2 separate regions of the Mus musculus genome follow, and region 1 is linked to region 2. The links are chromatin contacts, found by Hi-C or POLR2A ChIA-PET in ENCODE. All regions are on one chromosome and are shown on one strand. Each heading gives the region's core, a stretch centred on a gene start or an enhancer-like site at or near the end of the contact. The rest is flanking DNA. Distances are from core to core; before and after follow the strand shown.

What was found. Hi-C counts contacts between places; a loop is a spot of excess contacts on that map. ChIA-PET counts read pairs that join two places held with the same protein, here RNA polymerase II (POLR2A).
Region 1: a loop to region 2 is called in a map of T-helper 1 cell, with 2.1 times the contacts of the local background. The contact joins the promoter of Tnfrsf23 here to the promoter of Tnfrsf26 in region 2. A Hi-C loop is called at or near these places in 13 of 37 maps with a recorded cell type or tissue (ES-E14, T-helper 1 cell, T-helper 17 cell and 6 more). POLR2A ChIA-PET finds 5 or more read pairs at or near these places in 2 of 5 experiments (Patski and embryonic stem cell).

The regions. Positions count from the first base shown.
Region 1 is chr7:143,681,327-143,687,262 of GRCm38, forward strand. Tnfrsf23 (tumor necrosis factor receptor superfamily, member 23) reads right to left here and starts at 4,549. Exons shown (of 6, transcript NM_024290.4): 1 at 4,456-4,549; 2 at 134-224. The coding sequence starts at 4,530.
Region 2 is chr7:143,624,628-143,630,576 of GRCm38, forward strand. Tnfrsf26 (tumor necrosis factor receptor superfamily, member 26) reads right to left here and starts at 3,218. Exons shown (of 8, transcript NM_175649.5): 1 at 3,171-3,218. The coding sequence starts at 3,215.

The sequences.
Region 1 (5,936 bases), core at 3,299-5,798, 58 kb after region 2:
AGAGTTTGAAAGAGTAGGCAATGGCTGAGTTGAGCTCCCTGATCCACACCCTCCTCATCTTGTATAGCCACTGGTGTGCCCCAAAGCTCACCCATGTCTATGCTGTGGCACTGGGTCTCATTGAAGAACTCACCTGAGGGACAGGTCTTGCAACAGACATCATTAGACTGGTATTCACCATCGGGACAGTTGAAGGAGTATGATTCAGGCATAGCAAATATTACCTGTGAGTGGAAAAGGACAAGGGGCAGCTCATACTTATGGTAACTGCAGAGGATGGTTTGGATAATGGTGGAAAAGGAAGTACCAAGGCAGGGCCTCCTTGTGCAGAGCCCAGCAGGGACTATCTGATGCTACGCTGTGGCTGATGCTATGCTGTAGAACTCTGAAGCCTGCAGTTGCCCATGGAAGGTTGTACAATACACCACTGCCAAGTCTAGTGGCTCTTGGCTTTTTGCACAGCAGTATCATGCCCACTCCACTCCATCCCTAGTTCACTTCTAGCAGCAGCAGCAAATTTTCTAGCACAACTTGTGACCTATTGGGATCCTATAATCTGAACCTCAAGCTTTGATGGCTGCTCCCTATGCTGGGGCTGCAGATAGAGACACCAGTTGGAACAACTTGCAAAAGGACAAAGGAGTGAGAGCTCTGCCTTGTTTTTTGTTTTTTCTTTCCTTCCTTCCTTCTTTCTTGTCTTCTTTCTTTCTTTCTTCCTTCCTTCCTTCCTTCCTTCCTTCCTTCCTTCCTTTCTTTCTTTTCTTTTTTTTTTTGAAGAATTGTTTTTTTTTTATGTATGTGAGTACACTGTAGCTGTCCTCAGACACACCAGAAGAGGGCATCGATGGTTGTGAGCCACCATGTGGTTGCTGGGAATTGAACTCAGGACCTCAGGAAGAGCAGTCAATGCTCTGAACCTCTGAGCCATCTCTCCAGCCCCTGTTTTTTCTTTTAATTTACCTCCTTCACATACTATTTCTCTAAGTACACCAAAGCTTTAGATGTGTTTCTTGGGCTGGAGAGATAGCAGGTAAGAGCATATGTCGTCCAGGCAGAGCGGTACATATCTTTATCCAAGCACTCCGGAGGCAAAGAAAGGTGAATCTCCTGAGTTCCAGGATAGTCAGAGCTTGTCTTAAAACAACAAGACCCCCCCCCCAAAAAAAAACCCAAACATATTCTGTTCTTGCAGAAGGCCAGAGTTTGGTTCCCAGCAACCATGCAAGAGGCTCACAGTCACCTGTAACTCCAGTTCATGAGAATCTGATGTCCTCTCTGGCCTCAGGAATTGCAGACAAGTGACATACTTAACAACCCTTTAGGAAACACTTAAACAAATAAACAAAATCAAATACTAAAATAAATGAATAAATCAACAAATAAGTAAAATCTAATTTTGTTTGGTCTTTCATTACTCAAAGCCTCAAGTAATTGTAAGTAAATAACTGGTTTTACTTTATTTTATTGTAGTACTGAGGATTAAACCCAGGGCTCACACTAGGCACTAATTAATTGCTAATGTGCTATATTTCTAGTTCTGCAACAGATGACTTTAAAGATTTATATTTGTGTTTATGAGTGTGTGCCTGCTTGAATGCATATATACCATGTGTGTGCAGTGATTGAGGAGGCCAGAAGAAGGCAGCAGATTCCTGGGACTAGAATTACAAACATGTGTGGGTGCTTGGAACTGAGCCTTGTTACTCTACAAGAGTAGCCATTACTTAATGCACCCCAGATACTGATACATGCTACATGAAACAGAGGCAAATAACAAAGACAACAAAACAAAAAAACAAAAAACAAACCATAAAAAACCCCAAAGTTTGATGTAGTGATCATTGATCATTTATAGGGGATTGAAAGAACATGTGTGGAGCCATGATATCACACAAGCTAACAGAGTCTATGGATTAATAGGATATTCACTATTTACCATCCCCATGTCTCACTTTTCTCATCTGTTAAATGGAGATATTAATATACTTACTACTCTAGTCACTTGAGCTCTTTACAAAAAAAATGAGCACTGAGGCTCACTTCTTTATATTTGCATTTTTATGGTACACACTCTGGAAAAAAATTCTCCACAGCATCAACCCTTAGGGCCCATCTATACATTTGTGGGAGCCATCATCATTCATCCTTACCACTGTGTTCTGATCTCATAGCTAGCCAGTGTTGTCCAGCCTTCAGGAGAAATTCCTTGGCCACAGGATTTTCCTGGTTCATAGATAGGATCTCTCTCTCTCTCTCTCTCTCTCTCTCTCTCTCTCTGTCCGTGTGTTTGTGTGTGTGTGTATGTATGTATGTATCTGTCTTCTGTCCGTCTGTCTGTCTGTGTCTGTCTATCTATCTATATCTATGTATCTATGTATCTACGTATCTATGTATCTATATATCTATGTATCTATGTATCTATCTATCTATCTATCTATCTATCTATCTATCTCTATCTTTCTGGTATTCTCTGCCCATTTATTTTGTCAGGAATTCTGCCCTTAACTCGCCAGGCAGGAGTCTTCTTTTTAGGGTTCCTAGGTTCAATACCTTCATCTTGATTCATCGTCACCATTATTATATGTTGAAGCTGACACTTCATCACTGCCCTGAAGGCAATACTATTTTACCCCTTGGAGATGGCCTGCTTCACCTGTACTTACACTTAGGAAGGACATGACCACAGGTTAGACAGTGGATTTAGTAGGATATCTTCACAGCCCATGTCTTTAATTCCAGCAGGCAGACCTCTGAGTTCAAGGCCAGCCTGGTCTACAGAGCAAATTCCAGGACAGTCAGAGCTACACAGAGAAATCCTGTCTCAAAAGACCAAAAATCTACACACATACCCTATTTTTTAAAATTTCAATATTCTTTGAGGATAGTCTTTTTAAAAAATATTCTTGAAAGAGATGTTATCTTCAGTCTTTTATTTTTATTTTTGACTTTTACAGGACAGTGTCTCATACACAGTCTGGCTGTTCTAGAACTCACTATAAAGATCAGACTAAACCCAAATTCACAAACATGTCTACCTCGTCTCTCAATTGCTAGAATTAAGGGCGTGCACTACCCCGCCCAGCTCACCCTCAGTCTTTCTTTGGAGTACCTTCTTTTTGTGGCATTATTTGAGACGATCACCATTTTTTCTTTACAACAACCTTAAAACAACAACAAAAACAAAAACAGCCTAATATTGTCTAGATTGTTTCTGGGGATTTCTGGACGACAAAATGCACCACTTTTCAGGCGGTGCCTGGGCAGGCATGGAGCCCCAGAGCCCTAATAGGGATGGGAAGAGATTTCAGGGTCAAGGGCCATCCCATGTGAAACCTGCCTGTGAAATATGTTCGAAGTCCCTCAAAGTGCTGGGAACTTTGAAGTCACCTCTGAGTTGCATATCCTCTGGCCCCTTGCCCAGGAGATTCCCAGGGAAGCTGGATGCCCTCTAGGTCCATTTCTGTGAAAGCTGCTCACCAGCAGCTAGCAAAGAATTACTATTAACCAGCTCCTAGATGGTTTAAAGAAATGCTGATTACATGTAAGTGGTCTCTGACTGCTCAGATACTATCTTAGAACAATCTAAGGGTTATTTTGTTGTTGTTGTTGTTGTTATAACTAAAGATCTGAATGTGTTAGAAAATGGATATCCTTACAGGTTATAAAACATAAACCTTTTTCTGCCTATTTTTGGGTTTGAAGACTCTTATGAGAGAAAATTGACATAAAATTAAGTTGGCTGTAACTAAAATGTCATTTACAGGATTGTCTAGGTTTTTTGTTTGGTTGTTTGGTTGGTTTTGGTTTTTTTTTTTATTTGTTTGGTTTTTTTGGGTTTTTTTTTTCCGTTAGTTTGTTTTGGTTTTCAGCCTTTCTGTGTGTAGTTCTGGCTGTTCTGAGACTCCTTATGTAGATCAGGCTGCCCACTAACTTAGGTTTAACTGCAGTTTAAGATTAAAGAGACAAGAAGCGATCTCGGGACGAACTTAGCAGAGACCCGAAAGGCCCAGGAAAGGCATAGCCAGGCCTTCCACACAGATCCTTTTGTAGTAGTTAGTACTACACCCCAAGACGAGCCGGGCCGGACCCACCCAAGGCGCACAGTCGCGCGGGCCACTGCAGTCCGCAATGGCACTTTCCCGAGTCACCTTCGGAAGGACCGCTTTCAGATGAGAAAGCGAGGAGAGGCGTGTCCGTCTTGTCCGGGAGCTCAGGGACCAACCGGACACACTTTCTCTGGCTACCCGCTTGGCCATTCCCCTGCCTCTGCTTCACCTCCACAATTCCCCAACTCTGGACCACTTAACTCTGGACGAAGTTCTGAGGAGTTGGTTGGCGGTGCCAAGGCTGACCCTGGCGGAAGAGCCAATTCACCGCCCGCAGTAGCTTTCCTCTGCAGCCCGGGGATCCGGTGCCCAGCGCGAATCTCAGCTCCGCAGGGCCATATCTACTCACCGGCAAGAACAGATTCAGCAGCAGCAGCAAGAGGAACCAGTGACTCAGACTGGAGACGTGGCTGAAGGTAACCATGGCTGTGAGCTAGCATGGTGTCACTCAGCTGGAGGAGCTCTATTTCAAGCTGGTGGCCACGCCTCTTGTCAGCGGATTGGTTTCTGTATGGTTGCCTAATCTCGTGGGCGGGTCCAGCGCCACCACTCTTGCCTTCCCACCACCATCAGTGCTCAGTAATATCTAGTTTTCTATAAATACAGTAATTTTAAATGCCTGTGACGTTATTAACAGAATCATATTTGTTATAAGCAGCAAGCTAAAGTCGAATTCTCTGCCTTCGTTTGTTTTCCATTACAGTATACTGCTCTTTATTATAAGTTAATTAAAAATTTTCCTGGACCTGAGTGGAGGGAGAGGCATGAACTAGAGCTGGAATCGTTATAAAAGTCAGACTGCAGCAGACTGTAAACCTTCTCAAAAGCAACAAACAAAAAGAGGAAGATAAGCTACAACACACACTGTCTTAGCTCAACATGGGGAAGTTTGAAGTAACTCTATCCCTGTAGCTTTCCTGTGAGTGTTCACTGGTCAATGGTCTGGAGCAGCAGCTGAAGGCTTCACTGTCAGAGTCTGAGGGGCTGTGTGGGACTCGCTGACTCTGAGGACCTCAAAATATCCAGGACTCGTAGGCACTCTTCCAGTGCTGGGGTTGGGGGGGGTGTGTCGGGGGAGGAGGGCTGTATGAACATCCCTGGACTGTGAGTCCCTCACCTCTTCTTCCTTTCACTGTGTTTAGCTCCACTGTGTGTGCCAATCCAAGCTCATGGGACACAGGACATTTAAGCCAAGTCTACTAGTCTAACACAGGAAGTAGAATGCTTATTTCTCTAGGGAACTTGGGTTGGTTCATCTGTTCCACCCGCCCCCTCCAGGTATTCGAAAAAGTGGCCCACTACCAGCCCCATCCATCTCCCTTCCAAATGCCACTTCCTCTTTAAAATGAGGGAGGACTCAGAGACCTGGATTTCAATGGCTGCCCCAAAGAAGAGGAGCCTGGCTCCAGGCACCTGGTACTCTTTAATTCATCTCTTGCCTCTCTCCCTAGGGCCAGGGAGTGGAGCCTGTGCCCATCTGCCCTCACCTAGGCTGGGGAGTGGGAGGGGCCAATTCCTTGGCCAGCCTGATGCTCTTCTATTTCTTGTCTTCCCTCAGGCTGGTGTCTGCTCAGGAGTAAACCAAATCAAAACACAAACAAGTGTTTAGAAAGTTTGGTTAGTTCAACACGCTGAACTGTCCCTCACCCTTGGGAAGCAGAGGGAAAGTAGAGGAAGGGAAGAGGAGAGGACTGTGCACTTGTGGATGCTGTTGTCCCACCAGTCTCTGAGTAGCTCGGGAGCAGGGGGAGGCTAGTGGCTTTCCTTTTCTGCATACAGTTTACAGATCTGCCTTGTCCCACACTGTAGGTGGAGGGGAGGTGAAAGGAA
Region 2 (5,949 bases), core at 1,968-4,467:
AATCCAACAGAGGTGGCTCACTGGGCAGCCTGACCAGGGAAAATCATAACTTGAAAAAGAACAATACTTTCTTTTCCCTGGTTTTATAAACATTAGAATTAAACACAGTGACTCACTGAAGCTTCTGCTCTGATGAAAGGGAAGCCACAGGAGAGGAAATGACAATACGGCTTTTCAAATTCTCATGTGATAGAGGAAAAGAAATAAAAAGAAACAAACAAACAAAAAAAAAAAACCCAACTCTACTTTATACTAGGCATCCATCTTCGTACGAACTAGCTCTTTGTCTCTGAATCTGTCCCTGGAAGATAAGTTCCTAGTGACCCTGTGCTCTAGAGTCAGTGGGACCTGGGAGAGTGGGAGCTGATACGTGAGGCTGACTAAAATCTCAGGCAATAGCCAACTTTATTCAGAGCATCAGATAATTTATACTCTGAGGATTAAGAAGAGGCACATGAATAAAGTGTACAATCACAAGGGCAAGATGCATGTGGCAAAAACTTATTTATCCACAGAGGCATATGAATAAGTAACAGTCATTGTGATGAATAGTCTGAAGCGAGCTCACTCCTATCTGCTATACCTGGGAGGGACATGAAAATACATTCCAAAACCAGTTTCCTGTTTTTGAAGAAACTGGGGTCACAAGACTCTTGTCTTGTTTTTTTGGAGTTTTCTCACAAGTACTCAGAATCTTCACATAGCTCTCTTCTTTGATCACATCCTGACAAACATGACTCAGTGACCACCCATGCAAACACATACAGTAACCATCTCTACTTGGCATGTTCCTACTAACTCGCTCTTGGCCTCTGTAATCTGCTCATGCAGACGTTCAGGACACCTTGACGACCTAATCTTAGCAGATCAAAACATCTCTAGGCTTGCAAGTGCAGATACTCAAAGACTTCTCGCAATTTTTGCCTTTAAAAGCCCTTCTTTCTGGGGCTGGAGAGATGGATCAGCAGTTAAGACCACTTCCAGAGGACCTGGGTTCAGTTCCCAGTGACCACATGACAGCTACAATTGTCTGGAACTCCAGTTCCAGGGGCTGTTGATACCCTCATTCAGACATACATGCAGTCAAAAAAAATTTTAAATGAACATAAAATTCAATATATATATACACAAACACATATATACCTATATACACATATGTGTACATACATATATGTGTGTGTGTGTGTGTGTGTATGCCTTTCTTTTTTTTTTTTGTTTTTGTTTTTGTTTTTCAAGACAGGGTTTCTCTGTATAGCCCTGGCTGTCCTGGAACTCACTTTGTAGACCAGGCTGGCCTCAAACTCAGAAATCTGCCTGCCTCTGTCTCCCAAGTGCTGGAATTAAAGGCATGCACCACCACACCCGGCTATATATACCCTTTCTTTACCACTCAGTTTGCATGGAAATCTTAGAGATTGTTTTCCTGTTAACATTAATCAATAAATATTTTAATTATAGCTGTATTGACTCTGTGCTCTTTCGCCAGAGGTCAGGAACTTCATAAGCCTGAGAAAGTGCCCAGAATCACATGCTCATCCATGCAAGTCCCTTAGGGAGAGAGCTGAGCACATTTCTTAGCCTGTGGACACTTGACACCTTTGGAGGTTCACAAAAACCCAGAGGTAGCTGAGGACCACTGACTGAAGGCCAGCCACTTGGAAGGCACTATTTTCTAGAAGAGAGAATCTCTCTCTTTTTTTTTTTTTTTCTCAACAGACAGTGGGAGGAAGGTGTCACTGTTTCAGGCTACTTTCACTCTTGTTTGGTGTGAGGTTAAGCGAGAGTCAGACTGCTTCTGTCAGCTTCTATCACAAACCAGCTACATTAGCAGTTCAAAACAACAGCAATTTTGAGACAGTGTTCTATAATCTGGGCTCCCTATGTAGCTGAGGACGACTTTGAACTACTTATCCTCCCAAGTACTGGGATTACAGGCCTATGCATCCCACACCAGGCTGACAGCACAATTTTGAGGGGAAAAAACCTCACACTTGAAAAATGCCAACTTTTGTAGTCAAGGCTTGGCGGCTCAGGCCTGGGATTCCAATTGTCACGAAGCTGAGGTATGAAGACCAGGCTGGGAGCCCAGTCTGGGCTATATAATATCTGCCTCAAAAGAGGGAGGAGGAATGGACTGGCAAGATGCTTTAGAGGGAAAGGTGCTTGCTAGCCAGCCTGATAACCTAACGTTGATTCCTGGGAGCCACATGGTTGAAGGACAGAACCAACTCTTGACCCCCCAATAAATAAGTAAAATAACGAAAAATTATTAAAAATAAAAACTAGTGGCTGGAAGTATGACTCCGTAGTTAAGAGCACTTGTTCTTGCAAAGGACAGCACCCACATGGTAGCTTACAATAATCAGTAACTCTAGATCTAGGGAGTCTGATACCCACTAGCTTCCACAGGCACTCTACATAGGTATACAGTCTCTCTCTCTCTCTCTCTCTCTCTCTCTCTCTCTCTCTCTCTCTCTCACACACACGCACACCATACATATAATTAAAATAAAAGACAAATGTTTATAAGGTAAGACGGAACAAGAGACTCTCAGAAAATGATGAAACCATTTTTGTAGAAAAGTTAGCAAGGCATGTTGGATCATGCATTTCATCTCAGTACTCAGGAGGCAGATGTAGATGGGTATTTGTGAATTTGAGTTTGAGGACAGGCTAGTCTACACAGTGAGTTCTAGGACAGCCAGAATTACTAGTCTCAAAAAAAGAAAAAAAACAAAGAAGAGAGAGAGAGAGAGAGAGAGAGAGAGAGAGAAAGAAAGGAGGAGGAGGAAAGAAAGAAAGAAAGAAAGAAAGAAAGAAAGAAAGGAAGGAGAGGAGAGGAGAGGAGAGGAGAGGAGAGGAGAGGAGAGGAGAGGAGAGGAGAGGAGAGGAGAGGAGAGGAGAGGAGAGGAGAGGAGAGGAGAAGAGGAAAGAGAAAAGTTAAATGGGGGGGGGGGGTTCCACTGCTTTGTAACAAGAAAAGATAAAGATATAAAACCAACTCCTTCTCTGTTAAATCCCCTCACCCCATTCTCCACCTCCACCATACAGGAAAGGAGCTGAGAAAGGAGACCCAGCCTTATCACTAAACAAGATCCTGTGTACTGCTGTGACCATGATAGCCTGCTGGGGCTCCGCTATGGTTCCCACACACTTGTGCCTCTACTCACCCTCAGAAGCAGCCCCAGCAGTAGCAGAAGTCGCAGCCTGGTCATGATAAAAAAAAAAAAAAAAAAAAAAAAAAAGGTAGGACAAGGCAGAGCCGAGAGAGATGCTTGAGGAGTTGTGAGGACTAGCCTGCTGCAGTCCAGATGCTGCCTTGCCAGCGAGGCAAAAAAAAAAAAAAAAAAAAAAAAACCAAAAACAAAAAAAAACCACCCCCTGCTTCCGGTCCAAAGAAAGACTGACTTCCTTGCTCAATTGAGCTGTTAGTGTTTTGAAAGTTTACAGAGAAGTTCTTCAAAATCTCTCAGGGCTCCACTGGCACTAAGCAGCAGCAAAAGGCACTTCAGCGTCAAGAAGTCTGAAAGCTGAGGCAGCTTAAGCGATGCGTGCATGCATTGACCAATGAACTAGACCAGGACTGTGGGTCAGCCATAAAGAGGAAGGAGAGCCTCATATACGTTAGGCGTCCCTACAGAGCCCTAGGCCACAAGGAGCTGGATGGTCTCAAAAGGACAAAGAGCTTATGCATCTACTTCTGAGAACCCTAGAGTCTCAGGCCTACTGAAGCAGAAAGCAGAATGAAACACCTAGACTGGAGAGGGACGGACAGTGAGTAAGTAGCTCATGGGGTTACAGTTTTATTTCAGTAAGATTGGAAAGTTCTGAAGGTGGATGGGTGGACTTGGCTTGATTGCAAAAGTCTATATGATATGTCTTTGGGAGCTGGTGGCTAGGGATGTGACTCAGTTGGTAGAATGATACCTGGCATGCATCCCCTGCGTTCCACCCCTACCATGGCTACCCAGTCACTGATAGTACACACCTGTAATCCTAGCACAAAGGAAATGTCTGTAGGAGGCTCAAAACCTCAAGGTCATCCTCAGCTGAGGTCCAGACCAGCCTGGGCTATGTGAAACCCTGATCAAACACAAACAACAAAAATGAAACAAAAACCAAGAAACCTAGCCTACTCAGCATGCTCCAGAGATCATATCTCAACAAAACAAGGTGGAGGAACTCAGTGGTTAAAAATGCTTACTGTTAGTGCTAGAGAGTTGCTTCAGTAGTTATTGTTATGAAGTGAATGAAAAAAAAAAAAAGAAATGGAAAGGAAAAGAACTCCTAGGTATGGTGGAAGAGAAAGTCTATGGTTGGTATGTGGGAGAGCACAGAGACAGCTGAGAGAGTCCAGAGTGGACCAGACTGAGCTGGGCCATGTGGGGAGAGGGACCTCAGGTCCTGAGTTTGCTATTCAACACTCACAAATCAATACTGCAGGTAGCAGAGACCTCCACCAATCAATCAATATAGGCATCATAGACCCCCAACAACCAATACTTCAGGCAGCAGAGACGACCCCCTCTGACACACACAAGCCTAGAGCTGCCCTAGGGGGAGACAGGGTTTCTCTGTATAGTCCTGGCTGTTCTGGATCTCACTTTGTAGACCAGGCTGGCCTCGAACTCAGAAATCTGCCTGCCTCTGCCTCCCAAGTGCTGGGATTAAAGGCATGAGCCACCACTGCCCGGCTCTTTCCTTCTTTTTTTGACAGGTTCTCTCAAGATAGTCCCGGCTGTCTTGGAGCTCACTACCTAGACTGAACTGGCTTTGAATTCATGAATATTCTCCTGCCTCTGAGTGTTGGAATTAAAGGCATGGACTACTACATCCAACTCCCTTTCTGTTCTCTCTCTCTCTCCCCCTCCCTGCCTCCCTCTATACACACACACACACACACACACACACACACACACACACACACACTGGCTCTGATGAAGTACCACAGGTGTGACACCCTCACAGGTATGACTGAGGATGTGGCAAGGCTGGGCCTGATGTTTGGATATGCAGAACTCTAGGGCATAAAAAAAAAAGAAAGAGAGAAAAGAGTAAAGGAAACGGTTCATCAGAAGCTCAGTGAATGAGCAGGCTGGTCCAGTCAGCAATCATGAGTGCTGAGTGGAGGAGCTACCAGGAAGTCATGAGTCACTTGACATCAGCTAGGTTTATGGTAATTTCCAAAAAGCCACATAGGTGCATACAGTGTCTGGAGAAAAATAGTTGGCTAGTTCTCAGCCATCCCAGATAAACTGCTTTTTATTCAGGTTATGTGAGAAACAGAGTTATGCTTTAAGTTTTTATTACTGTGCCTAAGAGGTGTGTGAAACAAAAATGCCTCTAATCTGTAAGCCCCTCCCTGCCTAAGGACAGATGCCTCCAGAAATGCTGGAAACTAATATTTACAGAAGATTGTTGTGTTTATAAAAAGATAAATAGAGGAGGAATATGTTTTGGTGGGTATGTAGTCAGGTGTGGGGGAAGGGGTACCTCGGCAGGCCCATGCTGAGGCATCTCTTCCTCCTTCAAGACCAGCTACATGACAGTATAGTATAGAGTTTATTCAGGGCATGGGGATGGGAGATGAGAGGGTAGTAGAGACAGAGAAAGGGGGAGGGGGGCTGGCAATGAGTATGTGGAGAGAGATGGGAAGAGGAATGGGGAGAGAGCAGGGAAGGGGCAAGAGAACAGAGAAGGAGCAAGAAGGAAAGAGCAAGAGAGAGTGGAGGGGGCAAGCAGCCCCTTTTATAATGAGTCAGGCATACCTGGCCATTGCTAAGTAACTGTGGGGTAGAGCTTAGACAAAATGCTAACATTCCCCCATTTTGATTTAATTAAAAAGAAAAAATTAGAAAGAGGTGATGGTGGAGCAGGAATAGGGTTGTTGTGATCTTTATCTACTTCCTGCTGATTTTGGGGCCATGTATCTCTAGGAAACCTAGGAAA